4 separate regions of the Homo sapiens genome follow, and all the other regions are linked to region 2. Evidence: chromatin loops called from intact Hi-C (ENCODE). Cell type or tissue: dorsolateral prefrontal cortex. All regions are shown on one strand. Links, peaks and the distances in the headings refer to the core of each region. The heading gives the core; the rest is flanking DNA.

Region 1 (5,000 bases), core at 1-5,000, 220 kb before region 2:
ATGGAAGGATTCATTGGGTGTGTATATAAATATATTTACAAGCATAATTGTCTTGTCACTCTGTACTGATGAACATTTTAAATGATGTAATAAAGCATTGGTTTAATGAAGTATGATGAATAGACAACAAAATGTTATACAGCCATTACAAGTCTGTAATATAAAAATAAGTGATATTGTAAGATGTTTGTAACATCTGAAAAAGTGTTTTTTTATCAAGAAGATTGTAAATCCCATTTATGGAAAATATGAAAAGCTGGAAAGACGTACAGTACAGTAATAATCGCTAGGTGATAAGAGAAACATGATTTTTTATTTACTACTTGTGCCCAGTTTCTGTAGTAAGCAGATGTAATAAGAAATTTTACATGAAATTTTTTCTACAGTGAATTTCATTGTATAAAATTTTTTCTTTTCTGGTGATTTTCTTAATGTAGGTAACTCATCCTTTTGTCTGCCTACAAATTCCATACAAATGGTTAGAATTGTATACTTTTTAGAAGTATTTAAATATACCTGATTGGGTTACCATATAATATGTGTTTTCCCCGGTGTTGATTAAGGGCAAGAAAGAAGCCAGTTTCTGTACTGAATTCATTAGGTATTGAGCTATAAGGAGTAGGATTTCTAAATCTGTTCTGAGAAATAATAAACTTTAAAAAGACCCTGCCTCTTCATGTTGTACATATTTTCTTATGTCTTATCCTGATTTTAAAATAACTTGTTGGAATCGAATTACTATTAATGTACTTTCAGAAAAATCATCATGTGTGTGTTACCAGCTTTGCCTGCCTGTGTTTTAAAGGCAACTCCTAGCTCTTTGAGAATGAAAGTGGCTGTGCGTCTTCCTATGCTTTAATACCAGTGTGCTTTGGGCACTCCCCGTGGACATAGTGTCCCCAGCATTGCTTTGTTATTTCCTGGTCTGTGTTCTTGCCTGCCCTGCTTGGCAGCCCTGTATCAGATCTCTGCTTGCAACGCTGAGTGTCAAGCTTGGTTGGTCTGTGTGAGGTTCTAAACCCGTTGTGCTTTCTCTCCATGTAGAGCACCACTAGGCTGGACAGCGACAGAGTGTCGTCTGCCTCTAGCACAGCCGAGCGGGGAATGGTGAAGCCGATGATCAGAGTAGAACAGCAGCCAGATTATCGCAGGCAAGAAAGCAGGTAGGAAACACATCATTTTTCAATGGTGAAAGTACTGAAAGTATTCCTAAAAAAGGGTTGGGATAAAGATTGTTGAATTTATAAAGGTTCAGCTGACATGTTTACAATGTTAGCAATAATATTTTAAGGGCATTTCCTTTCTGTGTTATTGAATTGAAAGAAATGCTTTACCAATAATTATATCCCTCACTTATATGCCACAGTGTTATCAGATTGAAATAAGAGTACATTGAATTAAAATGTTGCCATTTAAAATTTGCTACTTTGTAAAAACATAGAGAAAGGGAGTTTTTATAGGATTTTAATATTTGATGATTTTTGTATTTAGAAAAATCTGGTCATTTCACCCATTTCTAGAAGAAATCTTCATCTGTTTAAAAATATGTAAGATCAAAAATGATTTTGAAACAGATTTTAAGAATTATAAATGCCATATTATGTCTTGTGCTCTAATGTGATGTGTCTCCCTGTGGAGATAGATGGAGGATGAATTTTTTTTTTTTTCTGACATTGTTCTTGCCGATTTCTCTGGGCAGAGAACTGTCTTGTTATTTCCTTGTCTTATGATTTTTAACGTGTCACCTTAATCAGAATCCTATTTCCTTGTGACCTCTAGAATTATTTAAATGTTGCAGAGTAATATCTTTGCATTAAACATGGTGGATAAATAACAGATACTGACTAGTGGAACCAGCAGCATGATTTGGTGCTGAACACCTCTACCCCAGAGCTCTGCGGGAACTCAGACAGAAATACAGAAAGACTGCATGACTTCTATGGCATTCTCATTATCAGCAGTGAAACTGGCAGCATTCCCCCTTTGGGGCTTTTCAGATAGATTTTTGAAGAGGCCATTGTGTTTCCTTCAAAGATCCAGTCAGTGAGGCAGTTAGATGAGGCAGGCGACTTGCCCAGGGTCACCTATCAGTTCAGTTGCAGGTGACGAAGACACAGTTCTTCAGTTTCCCAACTTCCAGCAGAGGGCACTGGATATTGCAGGATTTTAATATCATTCATCACCAGTTATACATGTGTAGACTCATAAGGGAATCCCAGGTTTTAACTTTATTTTTATTGTGGATTTTTGGTTCTAATGCAAGATTTTTATTGGCTATGTGAATCTTATTACATGTGATAATAAATAGTTTACTTTCCGTGTTTGTACTTGTTTTTGTTGGTGGATTATGGAGTAGGATGTTCAGAATGGTAAATTGGTATTGTAAGGAATACCTCTATGTATTTCTAAGGTGTGACTGAGAAGTATGAATCATAGTTCTTAGCTCATAAATATTTGAGTAAATGAATTCGCACGAGGGAGTGGATTGATTAGGATAATGCTTTTAATATATGCAAAATTAGTGATTAATATAGTGTCAAAATAGTAATATGGTTAATTGTATGTCAGGAATTATTTTTTACCATAAACACATAATTTAATTTTACAAGGTAAGATTAGTTTGCAGAGTTATTAAAGGCTTTATTTTAATTATAAACTATGTTGTTTTGTTGCTATTACTACAATGATGAGAACAGATGAGCCTTTCTGCTCCATTCTTTGTTTTTCACATGGGCAGTGTTATAATAAGCACTACTTAATTTAACTGATGCAGTCATGAAAAATTTAAACGTGTTTAAAATGCTAATATTAGTGAAGGAAAAAACCCTTTTGAATGGAGGGGACGACTTTTAATTGTCACTAAATTTTTTTTTCTTTTATCAATGACAATGTAAACACTTTTTTACCAGATTTGTTAAAATATAATTGGTAAAGTTTACTCAGGTTCACTTTATGAGATATATAACTGCCTAGCTACAATTTTAGTTGTCTGTAAATATGGGAATGTAAGGGAGATGTGTTAAAATAATTGATCATTTAAATTACATTGTTTATAGAGGCATTTTTCTTTTCCTTAATTGTTGAGTTAAATCATTAGATCATAAACTAAATAATCAACTCTGAAACATATAATTTGATAAAAAGAAGATTTGGGTTGTATTTATTATTAGTAAAATATTTGGTTATATTTTTATTATTTTGTATAAATATATTCATTTCTCTTTATTCATTTTTTGGTGCATGGAGAAGGTGAGGATGGAGGGAAGAGAATGGTTTGCTGTTGAAAAAAAAATTAGTTAGCCAGTCTGTAAACTATTATAAATCTGTAATCATCATAAGTTATTCCTTTTTATTTTTGAAGGAAAGTTTTTTATTATCTATATTAACTTATTTAATGAGTGGACCAGCAATTCCAAATACTTAATTCTGGCCGTACAGTACCAGTTGTCTAAGATTAACAGACACATTGCTGCTGAAATGACTGTTGTTGAAGTCACTAATGAGTATTTCTCATTCCAATATCAAGATAACTGTGTTGACTTTCCATTTCACCAAATAAGATTTATTTGAGTAAGTATTAGTCTCAGTTTAAGTCAATATTTAACTCAGTAGAGATGTTCATCACAGTTTAAGTCATTAATATCCCCACAATTTCATTTTTCATTAAGTTTGCGGAAGGCAAAACACATGTTCCCTGGCTCTTACTGTCAATTTAAATTTTCTTATTTTTTCAGAGACATTTTTGAGAATTCTTCCTGGTTATCTCTGTTAAAGTTGAACTAAAATGATAAAGACATTGAAATGTTAAGGAAGCTAATCACTTGACTATGTGTTTCGCTGGTTTTTGGTAAATATTGTATATAAAATACAGTGGGTAGCGAACTTAGAGTAATAAGTAAATGGCTTGAAGTTCTAATCACATGGCTAAGTGAAAGAATAAGCTGAGCATTATTCATTGAGAAAAGCATAAATCCACAAAGATAAGGAAATCTAAACTGGATTTGTAATTTATTATCTTACACATTTAAAGAGTCTGTGCCTAGCAATGGCTTTCAAAATGCTTTTGAACTGTGGTTATAACACAAGATTATATCTTACATTGTGCTCTGGTGAACACACATACAAATGTGTATTCAACTGAAAGAGTAGTTTCACAAAACAGCCTTCTGCCCTGCCAATGGGTGATGACACACTGTTTGAAGAATATTTTTATAGAGATAGAAATGAACCTAACTTTTGAATTAATTTGATCTGAATACCTGGAAATAGATAAACATCAGCACAATGCTAGTTTTTATAAATGTTCCAAATTATAGTTTCTTTGTATTTATAATTTTTGACAGTTCCTTATTTGTGTAGTGTCAGGCTAAATGGTGGAAGGGACCTGGAATTTATGTGACCGTAAGAAGAAATGTGAGTGAGTAGAACATCTCTTTATAAGGCATGCGTCACTGTAAGCATTGGAAAATGATGATAGTAATGGCTGAAGGAGACTTGCCGTGGTCAGCTTGTCTAACCCTGTGTCAGCAGAGAAAGACAAAGTCCAGGTCTTAGGAAGCTTTTCCCTTTCAGTATAAGAACTCCGTTTCAAGCTTGGCATGGTTAGTTTTTCTTTGTGTCACTTAGTACTTTGTTTTCAGTGTTACCTGAGCCATAGCTGTAGCAGATGCAAGACAGACCGATCCCTGTACTAGACATGAAGTGTTCATTAATAATCCAGAATCACGTCAGATCTGCTGTCATGGCGGCGGCATATACTTCAAGGAACTAACCTTCTTAGAGGAGTCGTGATAAGATCACTCCCAATGCATTATTTGATTAGGCTACATCTGAAAACAAGGGATATTTTATTATTTTACGTTGGAAAGATTAGTATATAGATTTAAAAAGTAGTTGCAGAAATCTACACAGGTTGTCAGTAATATTGTTAGCCATGTGACCTTATTTTAAGTGATGTCAGCTTTCTTCTTTTAGAACACAGGATGCTTCTGGGCCTGAGC
Region 2 (5,900 bases), core at 491-5,490:
AGAGCCAGGACAGGCAGCCAGGCCCTGGCTGGTCTGACTCCAGCTCTCTGGCTGCTGCCCCCTCACACCATGCACGAACCTGACCCAGGCAGGCATGCCTGGGCTGACCAATGAGATCGGATGGGACGCATGTGAGGGTTTGCCCCAGAAACTTGCGAGGCCAGAGACCCAGGAGATGGCCTCTCCCAAAGCACCTGGCTCAGGAAATGTGGACATATTGGCGGCTGAGTGTGGGGGGCACACGGTCGGCCACGAGAAGACCACTGGTTGGCAACCCTGACAGCATTGACGCCAGGGGCCGTCCCGGCTGGGACCATCTGGTGACGTGGCTGCGATCAGCCTTCCCTGAAGGAAACCATCCACCGGCACCTGCCAAGGCCTGTGAGGTGGGGGTATGTACAGCCCCCAGACCCTGGCATTTCTTCCCAGTTCTTATCTGGCCATCTGTGTGCTCACAGCAGTTAGCGACAAGGGCCATGATTAACTGGGCTCCACAGCAGGCTCAGGTGTTTCAACTTCAAAGACTTCAAAGACCCGAAGCAATTAACCCCCAGGTCAGCATCTGAGCTGGGGGAGAGGCAGGCGGGGGCCTGTCCTGCCTGTGCTGGGGCAGCAGGGAATTGGCGGGAACTTCTGCACGTTGGGCCTCACACTGCAGCTTGGAGCCTCCCCAGGGCTTCCTACCGTCTTTCATTTATTCATCAGGCAGTGAGTGAGCACCTGTAATGCTCCCCTGTGCTGGGGAAGTGAAGGTGATTCCCTCAGGGTCCCGTCCCGTCCTGTGGGGAGTTCATCTCCTCAGCAGCAGCACGGTGCTGGAGGAGCTCCAGGGCGCAGGGGAGGTGCGGAGCAGCGGTGGGAGCTAGCAGGGCTGTGCCTGTGAGAAGAGCAGCACCTGACCGGGTGCCAGCAGCTGTGCCATGCTCCCTATAGACATAGCATCATGCCTTGTCCGTGGGAGATATGCACCCTTGTCTAACCATAGCCCCACCCTCCTCAAAGGAGACCTGCTGAGATGTTGTGGCTGGAGGGAGCACAGGAGGCAGCTCTCACAGGAGGCCAGAGCCCAGCTCAGGACCTGTGTCCTGGCTCCAAAGCTCATCTCCAGGTCGACCCCATGTGCCTTTCACCCAATCTTCCCAGTTGCTCCTACAGCACCCTCCCTAACCCCCACCGTCTCACACCCCTGGGCCTGTCCCTGCCACTTCTTTTTCTTCACTGCCCCTCCTGTGAGCAATGAACTCCTACACATCCTTTAAAACCCAGCCCAAACATCCCCTTCTGTGAGCCTTCCTGCCCTGCTTCTCCACCTGTGCTCCGGGCCCATCATGCTGCCTGGGAGCTGCTCTGCTGATTGCCTGCCTCCTGTGATCGTAAGCTCCCGGGTCAGGACCGAGGTCTCACACTGTGCCCGGCTCGTACTCGACGCTCCCGCCACCATTTCACAGCAAAGGCGTTTAAATGGAAAGGAGGCTCATGGAAGTGGCTCACGGAGTGCAGGCATCAGGGCAGAGCGGGGAGGAGCTCTGGGTCTCCAGGTGGAGGCGAAGCTTGGTTCCTTCTGCAAGCAGGAGGGTGGGATCTTCTGGGGCAGCTGAGACAGGTGTGTTTTGGGGAGGAGCCGATGGTCAGCAAGTGGGAAGGTAACCAGAGGTCACATAGATGTGGACAGAGAGGCTTCTGCTGTAATGAGAAGGTCACTGTGACCTTGATAGCAGCGGGTTCAGGTGGGCAGGGGGCTGAGGCCAGGAGTGGGTTGGGGAAGAGTTTGGAGGAGAGAAGTTAGGAGATTCCTGTGTCCGAGGAAGGGATAGTTGTCTGCCCTGTCTCTCTGCCTGCCTTGCTCCTGCTGCTCTCCTCCCTGCCTGCTAAGCTCCGGCCGCACTGGCCTCTGTCTGGCTCTCCCATCCCCCCACCTGGAAAGCCTTCTTCCTGCCTCCTTCTCAGCCAGCTGATCTGAGTCCCCAGGTCTGCAGTTCAGGTCACCTGGCTGCTGGAGGAGGGCCCACTCAGTGTCCTTGACCCTGCATCCTGTCTCCTAGAACTGACCACACCTGGAGTTACCTGTGGGCTGTCTCGCCTTCCCCAGTGGTGGGCACCAGGGCTGTTCTGCTCACGGTAACCCCATTGCCAAAGCTGCCTGGCATACAGCAGGCACTCAGTAAAGATGCATGAGGGATACAGGATTCTGTAGCAGGAGTTGGCTGTTGGTGGCTCAGCTTCTTTTCCTGTAAGATGCAAACTCGTTTCCTGTGTCTTCCTGGGAATTTCTCCTTTCAAGGCTGGAAGGGAACAGGGACCTTCACCTCAAGCTGCGCTGGGATCCTAAGGTTTGACCTCAGTGCTTTTGCATCACAGAGGGCGACTTTGCACCTTCCGCCTGGAACTGCTGTCCCCACTCGGGGCTGTAGGCACTCCCCAGAATCGGGCTTCCTGTTGAGGAGAAACAGCACGTCTGTGTTTTCCAGTCGTGGCTGATCCCCGTAAGATCAGCGCGTCCAGCCCATGGGCTGCACCGTTTCATCCTGCTTTGCGGCTGTTTCTCAAACTTCAACGCCGGGACTCAGGGCTTGGGAACAAGCTGGGAGGATTTGCTGAAAGCTGCACAGTATGAATCACCCCTTGCTTGCCTCAGAGACATTGGAGCCGCCTGGTGATAAGACGACTGGTGGGATGCGAGGCGATCGGACGCCTGCCCGGGCCGCAGGAGCAATGCGGCGCACATCAGGGTGCCGGTCACGTCGCCTGTCTGGCGGCCCCTGTGCCCGGTCCTGTTCGTCGAATCAACTTTGCCATCTGGTGGCTGTTCGGTGCTTCTCCACTTACTGGGTTGTCCCAGAACCATTGTCTGATGCCTGAGATTCCAGGCGAGCTGGGGTGCCTTTCTGCCTTGATACGGACAGTAACTCAGGAAAAGGGACTTTAGAAGAATTAATTAAAACATTTAAAATATAACCGCTCTGATTTGCAATTGGTCTCAAAGATAAACTCTGAACGTGCCTTGTAAATACTGCATGGTCACTGAAAAAGAAGGAGTTAAAGAAGCAGCTGTGGGGTCAGATGGAGCTCACTGGCAGGGCCGTCAATCCGGCGCGGCTCACAGACTGCAGGCCGCCATCCAGCAGCTGAGTCAGGAAAGCGCAGCCCGCTGGGCCTGCCGGCAGCACCACCGTCCGGAGCTGGCTAGGAAGCCAAAGGCTCAGGGCCCCCCTGACCCCCTGGATAAGCCTGCAGATGCCTACACGCAACTAAGAGAGGGTCAGGTCTGCAGGCCAAGCTGTTCTTCTGACTCAGATACCCAGACCTGGAGGCAGCGCGGGAAGAAGGCTGTGGAACCCAAGCTGCAGTTTCATTTTCCGCAGGAAGAGTAATTTTCCAATAATAATTGCCTGGGTGACATAGCAAGACCCTGTGTCAAAAAAAAAAAAAAAAAAAAAAAAAAAGGAACCAAATCTCAACTGTGTAGAACAGCTTCTGCTGGCAAACTCTAACCTGCACACTCTCATCTGATAGTGAATACTGGGAAAGCCTGTCTAGGGTCCAGTGGACGTTATTGCTGGGGACACGTGCTCATGTCCTCAGGCAGAGCGGATGAACCTGCAATGGTGACTCTCTGTTTCACATGTTCACTGTGCTGTCGGAGCTGTCCCCTGCTGACCTGCTGGTTCTCAGCTCTGCTTCCTGCACCAGCATCCGTGAAGGAGTCCACTGCATGTTCCTCCTGGCTACTCAGAGCTGGAGTCCCTGAAGGCATGGCCTCCTCCCGGTGTCACAGCCCTGCTAGCTGCCCCTGGGTCCATGAAGCCCTTGCTGGCCGCTGAGTATCACGTGCCTGGAGAACTCAGTGACACGTTGAGGTCTCAGACCAGATGCCCCTGAACCAGTAGGCATTGGGTGGAAATCCAGCCCCCATCTGTCCTCTGGACACATGGCTGGGATGCTAAGCAAAGAGGGCTGAAGGTGACACAAAGTCCCATCCTAGAAAATGCCCTGAACCCTGGAAAGTGTGGTGGAGCACAGCCTCAGGTACCTCTCTAGGGTGTCACAGGGGCCGAGCCCCTCAACCGGACACTCTCCTCTCTTCCTGCACACTCTGGACAGAGGCCAATGTGCAGCTGTGTCCCCACGAGGCTCTGGGACGTGGGATGTGGACCAAGTGAGGGGTGGACACTGCAGCTGCTGGTACGTAGACCGAGTGAGGGATGCATATTGCAGCCACTGGGTTGAGGCCACAGGGATTGGAGAAGTGTCTGCACCTGCAGGGCTGATCTGCACGTGTTCTCTCCACACTTCCCAGGACCCAGGAGCACCCAGGGGAGGGCTTTGCAGCTGCTGGGGATAGGGCAGGTGCATTTCTAATGATTGCTGTTCACACGATCGTGTTTGTTCCTAAACACTGGCAAAGCCTGGAGAAGTTTGGGTTAGGCGAGAACCCAAATTGGTTTACAGACTGCTTTTAACCAGAGGCCGGCCGTGGCCTTGGTGCGAGGTCCTGCAGCTGTGCTCCCCCCTGCCAGAAGCAGTCCCTGCAAGAATGCTCACATCCTCCATTCCTCACCTCCCGATGAGGCAAGTGAAATCCCTACAGAAAGGAGAGCAGGGGAGGCAGGAGGGTGTGCAGGAGGGTGTGCAGGAGGGTGTGCATGCTGGCGCAGAAGAGGAGCCCTGTGGCGGGTGATTGGAAGGAGGTGCTCCAGCGTGGACGTCCAGTCGTCAGATGCAGCCACTTGGTGGTCAGGCAGGCCCCATCAGTCCCTGTGATGACCGTGCAGCCCCCTGCTGGGCCTGATCTCAGGGCTGGAGCCTGAGAGTCCCTGCTTCTCTGACTTTGGGCCAGAACTGTGAGTGGGTCAAGCCCGCCCAGCCTGGGTGTGTATGTACAGGACTCGGGGGTGCAGGGGTGAATGGGTCAAGCCCGCCCAGCCTGGGTGTATGTACGGGACTCAGGGGTGCAGGGGTGAGTGGGTCAAGCCCGCCCAGCCTGGGTGTATGTACAGGACTCGGGGATGCAGGGGTGGGAGTCATACAGGGTTGGGTGTGAGGGAAGTGAAGTAAGTGAAGTAAGTGATGTGTATGTCTCCATCCATTCCCACTCCTAATACATTAGACTGGGTAATTTTTAAACAACAGAAATTGATTTCTCACAGTTCTGGATGCTGAGAAGTCCGGGATCAAGGTGCCAGCAGGTTCAGTGTGGGGTGAGGGCTCTTCTTTGCTTCCGAGCTGGCACCTGTGGTTGTGTCCTGACATCAGAGTGGGCGGAGGGGCAGAGGGGGGCGAACTCTCTCCCTCAGGCCCTCCTACGAGGGCACGGATCCCACCCATGAGGGCAGAGCCCCCATGACCTAATCCCCTTTGGGGGGGTCCATCTTCTTTTTTTATTTTTTAGATGGAATCTCGCTCTGTCACCCAGGCTGGAGTGCAGTGGTGTGATCTCGGCTCACTGCAAGCTCCGCCTCCCAGGTTCACGCCATTCTCCTGCCTCAGCCTCCCGAGTAGCTGGGACTACAGGCACCCGCCACCAGGCCCAGCTAATTTTTTTTGTATTTTTAGTAGAGACAGGGTTTCACCGTGTTATCCAGGATGGTCTTGATCTTCTGACCTCATGATCCACCCACCTCGGCCTCCCAAAGTGCTGGGATGGCAGGCGTGAGCCACCGCGCCCAGCCTGGGGGGTCCATCTTCTAATACCATCATCTTGGGGCTTAAGTTCCAACATCTACATTTTGGAGGGACACATACACTCAACGCATAGCAGTGTGTGAGCAAGGAAGACCCAACCTTCCCTTGAAATCCCTGTGGTGTTACAACTTTATTTTAGGGGAGGTTTATGACCCTGGAGAGCAGGTGGCAGGCCCTGAGTACAGCTTGGCGATTGGGACTGAGTGAGTGACGCACTT
Region 3 (5,900 bases), core at 480-5,479, 72 kb before region 2:
GCCCTGTTCTCTCTCCATCCAGCCTCCCGTGCCCAGCCCTGTTCTCTCTCTCCATGCAGCCTCTCGTGCCCAGCCCTGTTCTCTCTCTCCATGCAGCCTCTCGTGCCCAGCCCTGTTCTCTCTCTCCATCTGCCTCCCGTGCCCAGCCCTCTTCTCTCTCCATCCAGCCTCCCGTGCCCAGCCCTCTTCTCTCTCCATCCAGCATCACGATAACTAATCAGCCACAACCGATTTTCTGTGTCTTTCCAGGGGGATTCTGAACAGGGCTGACCAGAGGGGGCCTCACCCTCCTGTGGTGGAGCCGGGGGCGGGGGTTGGGGGGTGGGGAGGGCAACTCGGAGCCTGGCTGGGAACCCTGAGCCCACCTGTTCCCCACCTGGGCATCCAGGAACCACTGGCTCGCTTCTCCTCTAGCTCCTCTGGGGGATCCTAAGGCTCAGTAGCTCTACAGGAAGTGGGGGAAGCCTGGAGCAGCCCTGCACACACAGCACTAGGCCCCGGGTGGAGGAGGTGGACGAAGGGGACGGGGCAGCCAGTCTGCTGCATGGCAGGTTGCAGGGCCCAGGTGTCCGGGTCCTGCCTACAGTGGCCCGGTGACACTCAGGGCCCGGCCACCCCAGCCCCAGGCAGGACCCCTCCCTCCCCACAGTGAGCCGACTCACTCGGCCCTGAGGCTGAGGCCTCCACCCACGTCCACCTGCCCCAGTGCCCGAGAGCCTTGCTGCTCCCTGACTTGCCCGCTGCGTCTCTGGGGATGTCAGTCGAGGGACCCTCTGATAGGCCTAGGAAGGTCCCCAGGGCCCCTGACAGGGGACCTAGGAGAAGGGGGTGGAGGAGCAGGGCCAGGGCTTCTGGCCCGTGGGGGGGACTCTACCTGGTGCACGGCCTCGGCGCTCTGGCCTCTGGTCCTGACCTGGGTGCAGGGCTCCTGACGAGTGGCTGTGGGAGGAGGCAGCCGTGAGCACAGGTGTCTGGGTTCTGCCCGACATGGCTCCTCCCCAGGGCAGTTCCCTGCACTTCTGGGGCCCTGGTCTCGGACCGGCATCTCCTGAGGCTCACACCGCCCCCTTGCTCTCAGTGCGGTGACTGCTTTTGCTCCATTCCCCGACATCTGATAAAACGGCCCCTTGCTGTGCAGATGCGGGATTAGCACGGTGATTCCCGCTGGGTTACAGGCCACAGAGCTTGCATACATCCTCAGAGATGGAGGCCAACCATCCCTTCCTGGTGGACCAGACACTCCAAGGGCAATGGCGGACACAGTGGCTTAGTGACAGGAATGCCTGGCCCTGGGAGGCCCTAGGTGATGTTTTGTGACCCTGGATGGCCCTGGGTGACTGTAGGTGATGCTGGGCGGTCCTGGGTGACTGAGCCCTGGGGCTGGTCCCACCTGATCTCATCACATCCACCGTCAGGGCCGTGGGGACACTCAGAGACCAGCAGAGCTCACGTCCCCTTTCTGGGGCAATGAGGAAGCTCTTCAGGGCCTCATACACAGGGACTGGGCTGGACGCATCCCTCAGGACAGGGTGCTGCATCCTGGGCCAGGTGCACACACAGTCCTACACACAGGGAATGGGCAGGGTGCATCCCTCAGGACAAGGTGCTGCGTCCTGGGCCAGGTGGACACATGGTCCTAGAACACTCTGAATGGCTCTGTCTTCTCACTCCTACTCAACTGAGTATAAAAAGACATGAGTCTAACCCAGGCTTTCTGATGGGAGGGAAGCTGGTAGGACAGGGCTTCCTAGGAGTAGGGGGCTTCCTAGGAGTGGGGGGCTTCCTAGGAGTCAGAAGGCTTCCAAAGAGTTGGGGGAGTTCCTAGGAGTCCACGGGGCTTCTTAGGAGTGTGGGGGGGGCTTCCTAAGAGTTGGGGGGGTCTCTAGGAGTCCAGGGGGCTTCCTAGGAGTGAGGGGACTTCTTAGGAATGGGGGGCTTCCTGGAAGTGGGGGGCTTCCTAGGAGTGGGGGGTTTCCTAGGAGTGGGGGTCTTCCTATGTGTGGGGATGGGATTCCTGGGAGAGGGAGGGGCTCCCTGGAAGGGGAGCTTCCTAGGAGTTTTGTTGGGGGGCTTCCCGGGATGGGGAGCATTCCTTGGGAGGGGGGTTCTTCCTAGGAGTTGGGGGGGTGCTTCCTAGGGGCCAGGGGCTTCCTAGGAGTGGGAGGGGCTCCTGAGATGGGCTTCCGAGAAAGCTAAAGGACCTGGACTCATCTGCAACCCCAAGAGGATCCCACCTCTCCTGTCTCTGATCCCAGCCTGCAGCTGCCCCTTGGCAGGAACAGGAGACTCGGGCACAGCAGGCTGCAGGCAGCTCCTCCCTGCCATCTCTGTTCTTCCGGCATGTTCTGGCACATTTCCTGGGACTCAGGTCACAAGCAGCCCAGCCCCTCACGTCTGGCCACTGGAGGGCAGGCCAGGGCTTTGCTGCCTCGGTGTCCAGGGTCAGCCAAGCTGGGGCTGGCTGGACCACACTCACTGTCCCTGAGGCCTGGGCATCTCCCTCGGGCCCACCTTGGCTGTCACCACGTGTGCTGGGGTGGCTGCGGCTGGTCCTGGGGCTGGAGGACGGCTCCTTCTCATGGAGCCCGTGGACCTCCAAGGGCACGTCCACAGACATCTCTCTGGATTCCCTGAGCCAGGAGTTGGCCTTGATGCCTGACGTGTAGGAACTGCCGTGGCTGTCGGCGGAGTGGCGTGAGAGGCAGTGGGGGCAGTGCTGGCTGCTGACCCCACTGCCCGGGAAGCTCCTGCTGGCCAGGTCCAGCTCCAGCTCATCGCTGATATAGGACTCCCGGTAGTGCTGCTTCTCTGTGGGGAGTGGGGAGCACAGTGAGGGCGAGCTGGAGAGGGACCAGCCCTGCTGATGCAGGAGGAAGAGCCCGGGAGACAGAAATGCACACCCACAGCCCAGATGAGGACGTGGAACAGGCAGGGAGACCAGGCCTGCGGGTAAACGCTGAGGCCAGGCCTTGTGCTCAGGTGAGGACGTGGAACAGGCAGGGAGACCAGGCCTGTGGTAAACGCTGAGGCGAGGCCTTGTGCTCAAGGTGAGGACGTGGAACAGGGAGGGAGACCAGGCCTGTGGGTAAACGCTGAGGCCAGGTCTTGTGCTCAGGTGAGGATGTGGAACAGGGAGGGAGGCCAGGCCTGTGGGTAAACACTAAGGCCAGGCCTTGTGCTCAGGTGAGGATGTGGAACAGGAAGGGAGACCAGGCCTGTGGGTAAACACTGAGGCCTTGTCGGAACCTGCATTTCTTGCTCTTTGTGGGCACATGATGGGAGGAGAAGTGGAAAACAGACCAGGAAACTGAGAAGTGGAAACCTCAGGTGGCTCCTCAAGCTCCCAGCTTCCCCCAGTCCCATCTATAGAATTCCACTCCAGGCAGAGCTGGGGGCCACCACTTCGCCCTTCGACCTCAGCATCTGGGGGACGTGGGAGTCAGGAGGCCACAACAATAAGAGACAGAAGGCATAGTCCGGCCAGAGCCCAGTGTGCCCAGCCTAGCCCAGAAGGCACAGTCCGGCTGCGGAGCCCAGCATACCCAGCCCAGCCCCACCTTCTGCCTCCTCCCGCTGCCGCAGCTGTTGCAGAGTGGGCCGCACGCGGAGGTGGAGCTGGTGGCTGGCGCGCAGCAGGTGCAGCAGGTGCCTGGACCGCCAGGTGCACCCCGTGTAGTAAACCAGCTTCTGTGCTGCGGGCAGCCCATCCAGCTGGATCTCCAGCTTCTTTCCCTGAGCAAACAGGAGAGAAGTTGCCACTCCACAGGTGGAAAACCACGCTAGCCACAGGAAAGGATGATTTTAAATGTCAGCCATGGCCCCCAGGGGGACGAGGCCCAGGTTTTCACTTCGCAGTGCAGATGGCTGTTGGCGGACACTGTGCGCGGACACTGTGCTCTGCTCCGCCCTTGCTTGAGAGGACACAGCCCTCCTGGCTAGAAAGTGCCCGCAGCAGTGTGAGGGGAGTGGAGGTCTGGGGTGGGACAGGAAGACCTCGGTCTGGCTGTCCAGAGCAAGCCTGCTGTCCAGCAGCCCCCACAGTCACTGCCCTTTTATCCCCGGCACCCGGGCTGTGGGGTGACCCTGGGTGACAGCTCTGGGGCCGGGATGAGAGGAACAGAGGCCACACAGGTGCGTTTCTATGACCTGCTCTTCTTTTCTCCCTTGATTTTCTCAATTGGGAGCCAGAAGTTTTCAAGCGATAACAACAACTAGACCTCACCGGGCAGCTAAACACCCCACGCCTGCAGGGCCAGGGCCAGGCACAAAGCCCGTGAGGCCAGGACGGCCCTGATGCCCCCGAGAGGCCGGCAGGAAGGGACCTGCACCTCTTCGGGTGCAGAATTGTCCAGAAAATGCCCCGAGGATGAAGCTGCATCTGCCCAGGCTTTCCAGGGCACGGGGACCCCCCAGACACCCACCAGAAATGCCAGCTTCCCAACGTGGGGCCAGGGGAGGTCGTACAGCAGCTGCGGAGCACGGTCCACCTCCTGCGGGACAGCAGAGGCAGGGCGCGTCCAGGCAGGGCCAGCCAGCGCCCATGACCGCTGCAGGGATGCTACACAGCCCAGACTCCAGTGGGGAAGGGAGGAGGGGGTGGGGGCAGGACGAGGGGCTCTGTGAGGCTGGAGCCCCTTCGGTCACCTGGTAGATGTGCACTCCCCTGAGGGCCAGTCCCAGGATCACGGTGGGACGACCTTCCTTCTTATCCTAGAGGACACAGGTCAGAGGTCAAGTTGCAGGCCTGGAGGTGCTGGGCCTCACTGATGGCAGAGTATGGTCAGTCTGGCTAGGGGCCGAGGGCTCCATGGACCAGGCTGAGCTCTGGGGCCCATTTACAGACAGTCTCATTCACTCCAGCATCAGATCAAAGGCATAGTTGTCATAGCACAAGCACTGCCTTTCATCATGCCAGATAAACACCAGCCACGACCTAAGAGAGCCTGGCCATGCCGGGCCCGGGGTCCTGGTCCCACTCAGCCACGGGGGCTCCATCCATCCCTGCCCTGGGGTCCTGGTCCCATCCCACTCTTAGCCACGGGGGCTCCATCCATCCCTGCCCCGGGGTCCTGGTCCCACTCTTAGCCACGGGGGCTCCATCCATCCCTGCCCTGGGGTCCTGACCACTCTTAGCCATGGGGGCTCCATCCGTCCCTGGCCTGGGGTCCTGATCCCACTCTTAGCCATGGGGGCTCCATCTATCCCTGCCCCGGGGTCCTGGTCCCACTCTTAGCCATGGGGGCTCCATCCATCCCTGCCCTGGGGTCCTGATCCCACTCAGCCATGGGGGCTCCGTGCATCCCTGGCCTGGAGTCAGAGTCCAGCCCATCGCTGGCCGCCCTGGGCTCGACCTTGTGCAGCCTGAAGAAGTGCACGGGCACGTCCTCCAGCCGGCAGGCCTCCTGGATGAAGCACAGCATGGCCTCCTTGGGGCTCAGGCCCTGGCGCTCACGGTGCAGGGTAGGCATGTGCCGGAGGATGTAGTCAATCCCCCTCTTGGTGATGATCTGAGGACAGAGCCGGGAGGTCAGCTCAGACCCCTGCTGGTCCCCCCTTCCTCCTTGCCAGCCCCCTGCTCCGAGAAGCTTCCCCAGACTCCCACAGCTGGTGCCAACCTCGGTGGGCAGGGCCAGGGCCTGGCTGCTGAGCCCAGAACCAGAGATGAAGTCTCAGTGCCCACTGTGGCCCTGGGCCCTGTCTGATTTCCTGTCCCCCTCGGGTCCTCCCCAAGGGGAATGGCAGCAGCCAGCCCTCCTCAGACGTCTGCAGGTGGGGACTCTACTCCCAACGAGCCCTGGCTCTTGGGAACCTGCCCAGTGAGGACCAGCTGGGGCCATCACCGGGACCGGGGTAAGAATCGCAGGGACGTGGAATCACTGAGGGTGGAAATGTGCTCAGAG
Region 4 (5,896 bases), core at 1-5,000, 650 kb before region 2:
TCTTTACAGATGAAAATTTTCTCCCACAAAGAACAGCTTTGCAGGGCCATTTCAAAATATGGCAAAGAAACATGTTTTGGGGTAAAATACTTTGATTTTCTTCTTTTTCTCATAATATTATGCCAGAGTCAGTTTGGAAAGTAAGTTGCAATATATAGGGTTAAATAAAACCCATCTAATGAGAATTTATGATTCATAGGGCACGACTCCCCAGACCCCTTAGATAGGAATTTGAGCAAGATAAAAAATCAGTTTAGTCCTCAATATCAGGGCATTCATCTGTTAAGTGTTAAGAAATTTTTGAATGTAAAAAAAAAAGTGTGAATTTTAAGGGCTTTCAGAAACAAAATGTCAAGGTTTATTGGCTCTGGCCAATGAGCAGAGGATGAAGTGTATGACTGCTTCTACTGCATATAATTATGAAAGGAAATATCTCTCATATTTAGATTTCTTGGAAGGTAGTTGCTGAGTATGGTATAGAGACTTATTCCAATTATGGAGATCCTCTAAGGGATGCCAAGGATTGGGAGTTAGCCTGAGAAGGAATCATGCGGTCTAATTGCCTGTTGGGTTCTTTCTGTGCACTGCACAGACAAAGTCCATTCACCGAGACCACAGCATTGCAGTAAAGACAGCTTTTAATTGGCCAGGCATGGTGGCTCACACCTGTAATCCCAGCACTTTGGGAGACCGAAGTGGGCAGATCACCTCAGGTCAGGAGTTCTACCAGCCTGACCAACAGGGAGAAACCCCGTCTCTACTAAAAATACAAAAATTAGCCAGGCACGGTGGCGTGCACCTGTAATCCCAGCTACTCGGGAGGTGGAAGTGGGAGAATCACTTGAACCTGGGAGGCGGAGGTTGCAGTGAGCCAAGATCATGCTAGATCATGCCACTGCACTCCAGCCTGGATGACAGAGAGAGACTCTGTCTCAAAAATAAATAAATAAAATTATTTTCTAAGCTGTTCATTGACTTTAGAATAATAAAATACAGACCCTAACAATAAAAAGTTAAAAGTTTAATTTCAGAGCTATTATACTGTATATAATACAAAGAAAACAAATACATATTGTATAAATGTAAATAAACGATTTAATTAGTTATATGATAGGCCACAAAAACCATGTAACTTTTAAAACACAGAAATTGTATAAGCCCCATTACTGAGCACAATGAAATAAAATGTAATTTTATAGAAAATAGTAAGAGGCCGGGCGTGGTGGCTCACACCTGTAATATCAGCACTTTGGGAGGCCAAGGTGGGTGGGTCACCTAGGGTCAGAAGTTCGAGACCAGCCTGGCCAACGTGGTGAAATCCTGTCTCTAGCAAAAACACAAAAATTAGCCGAGCAGTAGTGGTGCATGCCTGTAATCCCAGCTACTTTGGAGGCTGACACAGGAAAATCTTGAGCCTGGGAGGCGGAGGTTATGTTGAGCCAAGATTGCACCACTGCACTCCAGCCTAGGTCAAAGAGTGAGACTGAAAAAAAAAATTAAAAATTAAAAGAAAGCGTGTGATTGACATGAGGCTGGGCATGTGGGACAGCTGGAGTTCCCATCACTCATGTCAATCTTCCCATAGGCTTGGGGCTAGGGATTTTCAAGGATAGTTTGTTGGGCAGGGGGCTACGGAATGGGTGCTGCTGGCTGGTTGGGGCTGCCGGCTGGTTGGGGCTGCCATCACAGGGGTGTGGAAAATGGTCCTCCTGAGCTGCATCTGTCTCTGGATGAGGCCCCAGGACCAGTTGAGTCATGAGTCATGAGTCCAAGTGGAGTTGGCTCGTAGGCAGAAATGCAAAAGTCTGAAAAGTAATCTCAAAAGGCCAACCTTAGGTTCTACAAAAATGGTATTATTTACAGAAGTCATTGGGGAAGTTACAAATCTCGTGACCTCTAGAACAATGGCTGGTGATCATCAAACTACGCCTGCATCTTAGCAGAGTTCAGGCCCCACTCATAATCCTGCAGACCCATATGAATTTGCCACTGCTAACAGGCTAGCCTGTGTAACTTCCCACCTCTCTCCCAGCCCTGCTCTGTGTTTTATGGACCAGGTCTCTTGGCACCAGGTGCTTATTGAAAATGCAGACTCCAGAACCCACTCCAGGACTCCCGAATCACAGAATTTTCACAAGCTCCCTAGGTGAGTACTGTGTACACGGAAGTCTGAGAAGCACCGTCCTAAGTTGGGTGGTCTTGCACTGGCATGAGAAACAGAGTCCTGTTTTCTTACAACCACCCCCTGCCAACCCCAGTACAGGAGTGTGCAGCCCCACGGAGGCCCCACGAGCTGTCCTCTCCTCATGCCTATAACCTCTTTTCACAGCTCCTTTTCATCCGCCCATTCCCATCCAGCATGGGAGTGGAGCCAGGCACAGAAGACCTCTGCTGCTTCCTCTCCTGTGCCCCGTAGACGAGCTCCTTGTGCCTGCTTAGGGCCCACACTGTCCTCTTCGCTGGGCTTCCTGCCTCGCTCAACCTGAACATTTTAGTCATCCTCAAGAGGTGACTTGACCCTCACTCTGCTCTAGTTCTCATCCGCCCATTAGACCTGAGGCAGGCACGTTTTCTTCTACTCTTTATACCCCGAGTTCTTTGCTAACTGAGCACACAGGACATGGATGCTGGTTGAGGAAGGAGTGGGATGTCATCACAGACCCCGGACAGGAGGGATATTTCCACCAGGGTGCAGTATTTCACACTGATTCATGGATATGAGTGGGTTGCTTTATAAATTCCTCCATTAGCTCAACTATTTCCAAAGGAAAAAGTGAAAACAGATCTGGAAGATGTTATAACATCGTCTAATAACGGGGGTGGGAAAATGGCATGGAAATTTAGATATTAACATGGATTTGTATTCTTTTCTCCTATAAACTCTAAGACTGCATTTGAGACAATAAGCCATTTCTGTGTTAAGGATTGTAAAACACTACATGGCATCTCATTGGCTTTCATCATGTCTGTACTTAAAACAAAACTATTGGCCGGGCACGGTGGCTCATGTCTGTAATCCCAGCACTTTGGGAAGCTGAGGCGGGTGGATCCCTTGAGGTCAGGAGTTCAAGACCAGCCTGGCCAACATGGTGAAACCTCATCTCTACCAAAACTATAAAAATTAGCTAGGCGTGGTGGTGGGCACCTGTAATTCCAGCTACTCAGGATGCCGAGGCAGGAGAATTGCTTGAACCCAGGAGGTGGAGTTTGCAGTGAGCCCAGATCACGCCACTGCACTCCAGCCTGGGTGACAAGAGTGAGACTCCATCCCCCCGACCAAAAAAAGAAAAAAAAAACTATTTATCAAAACTACCTCGATGGAACTTTTCATGTAATTCAAAACTTGAACATCAGATGTTCCCTGCCTCTTTAATAAGGAGTGGAATCATTGCCGAGAAGATGCAAACAGGATCAGAAACAAGCGGAATCTGTCAGGATGCTCAGCAGCAGGTGTGGGAGGCATGAGGGGCACTGCGCCTGTATCTTCACTCCTCACCCGGCTTCAGAGTTGACGTCAAGCTCTGAAAAAGGGAGCTCCATCTGTGATATCCACCAAGTCCAACCATCAGCAAAGCCTAAATGTGTGCCACTGCTCCTCCTCCTTGTTTTCAGACCTCCTCATTTCCTAACAGCTCCTCCTCTCCTGCCTCTCCTCCAGCCACAGTGGACTCCTCGCTGGCCATGGGCATGCCGGGGGCTCCAGCTCTCTGGGCTGCTTGTCCCTCAGTGATCTGGAAGTCTGATCTCCTCACTGTTGTGGATTGAATTGTGTCTCAGTAAAGATGGGTTAAAGTCCTGGCTCCCCTGCCTGTGAATGAGAGCTTATTTAGAAATAGAGTCTTTGCAGATGTCATCAAATTGAGATGAGGCCATTAGGGTAGGACCTAACCCAAGAGGATCGGTGTCCCTCAGAAGAGGAGAAGACAGAGACACACAGGGAAGATGCTGCATGGAGACAGGTCGGAGGCTGGAGAAGCAGCTGTGAGCCAGGGAGCACTGGGGCGTCAGAAGCTAGAGGAGGCACCTTGAGATGGGATTTCTGGCCTCCAGGGCTGTGAAAGAACAATTTCTGTCGTTTGAAGCCACTTAGCTTGTGCTGCTTGGTTACAGCGGCCATAGGAAACAAATTCACTCGCCTATCTCAAGTGTGGTGGAGACATTCCCTTCTCAGTGTGGTCCATTCTAATCACTCTATTGAAAATGGCAACATCCCCCAAACACCTTCTGATCCTCCCTGACCTGCTGACTTTTCCCCTTGGTGCGAGTCCGCTTACGGATGTGCACATCCCGCCTCCTGAGGTTCGGTGCTGTCTTGCTGCTCAGGTGCAGCTCTGTGAGGTGGGGATGTTCGCTTTGTTCGCTGGTGCGTTCTAAGGGCCTAGAACAGGGCCTGCCACATAGGAGGCACCTGGCACATAGTTTTTGGATGAAAAAATGGATATTTTCCCCCAAGGTATCAGTGTATAAGTTAAGAGCACCTGCCCAACTTAAGTTAATAAGATTCCTGTACAGGAAGATATATTTATACAGGATCATGTTCTCAAATGCATTCACGAACCAGCCTCAGTGAACGGCATCTTCCCTGAAAAAGCATTGATTGCGTTCCTTTTCTTTCCATTCAGGCCGCTCACTATGCTCCAGGCTCCTTCTTCCCCTGCTGCAGTCCTGGTCATCCGCTGTCCTCCTCCTTAGCTGCTCCTCCCTGCCCACACGGGTGCTCCTGCTTTCCTTCTCAGTTCTCCCTTCTCCTCCCGCCGCAGGTGCCGATTCCTCTGCCCCTGATGAATGCTCCCTTTTTTCAGCGGCGTCTATTCTTACTCCATCAGCGTTTTACATGACGTCATCACCTCCTGTGGTTTAACAGTCTCTTGTGTGCTATGGATTCTCAGGTCTGTCCCGTTCACAGGAGCCAAACCTCTGCATTCAGCTGCACACGCTGGCTAATGCCTCACAAGCTCCTGACAACATGATCAAATCTCAGCTCATATTCCTCCATCCCTGTCCTGCATACATGTGGCATGTGCGTGTGAGCATGTGGACATATGCACGTGTGTGTGTGACTAACTGGCCAGTTAATGAAACCAGAGGTTGTGCCCTTGACTCTTCCCTGCCTCTCAGCCCTCCACCCCAGCTAATGAGCAAGCTGTGTCAGTTTTACCCCACATCCCCCCGGCAGGTGCGGCTCTGGGAGGTCGAGAGCTGGAAAAGGTGTCGCTCTCACCATTACAGGAAGGAAAAAGTGAGGAAACTGTAAATTAATGACTTCTCATCAGAGAACTGAGATTTCAGGCAAACATCTAACTATACCTTGAAAGCTCTTTGTTCTTGTTCATCTGTGGTATTCCTATGCACTCTTCAAAACCCTGCTGGAAAGTCCTCCCCAAACACCCCAGAGTCAATGATTCATTCTTAGTGCCCCTATGCTCCTTTCACTTTTGCTCTGCAGAGCCTCTTCTGCATATTTCATTTTGCCAACAGGCCTGTTTCCATGGACTTCAGCATCAGGCAGGCCTGGTTCCCAGTATTCTGCTTCGAGGATTCACCCCTCCAAGCTTCAGTTTCCTTAGATGTGAGGTGGGGGAAAAAGTCACGGCCACATGACGTTATTTTGAGGATTTCACGAGGCAGTGAAAGTGGGGTGCACAGCACTGGGCCTGGTGCAGAAACAATACCCAGTGCCATGTCTCTCTCCCCAACAGGGTCGTGGTTCCTGAGGAGGAGAACTGCAGTTTCAGCATTGCCTCCACATTCAGCATGGGGTGCTCAGAACCTTCCAATATGCGAGGCAGGCTAGTCAATTAGGGGAGAAAGCTTATCTCTTTAAAGCAAGTTAAGTGAATGTTTGTTTCTTTAAAAAAAAAATCAAACTGCCAAACTATTTTCTGAGTGGCTGTAC

The links. Hi-C counts contacts between places; a loop is a spot of excess contacts. Peaks named below come from ENCODE experiments on the same cell type or tissue, not always from the same donor. Only the 100,000 strongest peaks of a DNase experiment are listed, where the experiment ranks them.
Region 1: a loop joins it to region 2, with 12 times the contacts of the local background. A loop is called at or near these places in 55 of 110 quality-filtered maps.
Region 3: a loop joins it to region 2, with 6 times the contacts of the local background. A loop is called at or near these places in 40 of 110 quality-filtered maps.
Region 4: it touches region 2 in a loop (4-fold over the local background); 7 of 110 quality-filtered maps call a loop at or near these places.

What each region holds. Positions count from the first base shown.
Region 1 is chr6:167,906,127-167,911,126 of GRCh38, forward strand. It overlaps AFDN (afadin, adherens junction formation factor), which reads left to right. Exons shown (of 34, transcript NM_001386888.1): 13 at 1,045-1,163; 14 at 4,975-5,000. Among named protein-coding and RNA genes, the nearest start is that of HGC6.3, 71 kb to the right of the region's middle. In dorsolateral prefrontal cortex, for the core only: CTCF peaks have their summits at 991, 1,190, 2,114 (motif pointing right) and 2,135 (motif pointing right); DNase peaks (open chromatin) are centred at 1,025 and 2,101; H3K4me3 peaks cover 1,449 bases; H3K27ac peaks cover 1,660 bases.
Region 2 is chr6:168,130,270-168,136,169 of GRCh38, forward strand. No RefSeq gene overlaps it. Among named protein-coding and RNA genes, the nearest start is that of FRMD1, 54 kb to the left of the region's middle. In dorsolateral prefrontal cortex, for the core only: CTCF peaks have their summits at 2,817 (motif pointing left) and 3,019; DNase peaks (open chromatin) are centred at 2,792, 3,132 and 3,732; H3K4me3 peaks cover 1,333 bases; H3K27ac peaks cover 957 bases.
Region 3 is chr6:168,058,250-168,064,149 of GRCh38, forward strand. FRMD1 (FERM domain containing 1) reads right to left here. Exons shown (of 11, transcript NM_024919.6): 6 at 5,352-5,507; 7 at 4,645-4,710; 8 at 3,558-3,732; 9 at 2,512-2,808; 10 at 875-939. Among named protein-coding and RNA genes, the nearest start is that of FRMD1, 18 kb to the right of the region's middle. RefSeq lists an enhancer at 662-1,163. In dorsolateral prefrontal cortex, for the core only: a CTCF peak has its summit at 2,399 (motif pointing right); a DNase peak (open chromatin) is centred at 2,382.
Region 4 is chr6:167,483,087-167,488,982 of GRCh38, forward strand. LOC105378128 (a long non-coding RNA gene) reads left to right here. Exons shown (of 3, transcript XR_943267.2): 2 at 2,033-2,146; 3 at 5,700-5,896. Among named protein-coding and RNA genes, the nearest start is that of TTLL2, 160 kb to the left of the region's middle. In dorsolateral prefrontal cortex, for the core only: CTCF peaks have their summits at 2,702 (motif pointing right) and 2,902; no DNase peak of the experiment used is centred there.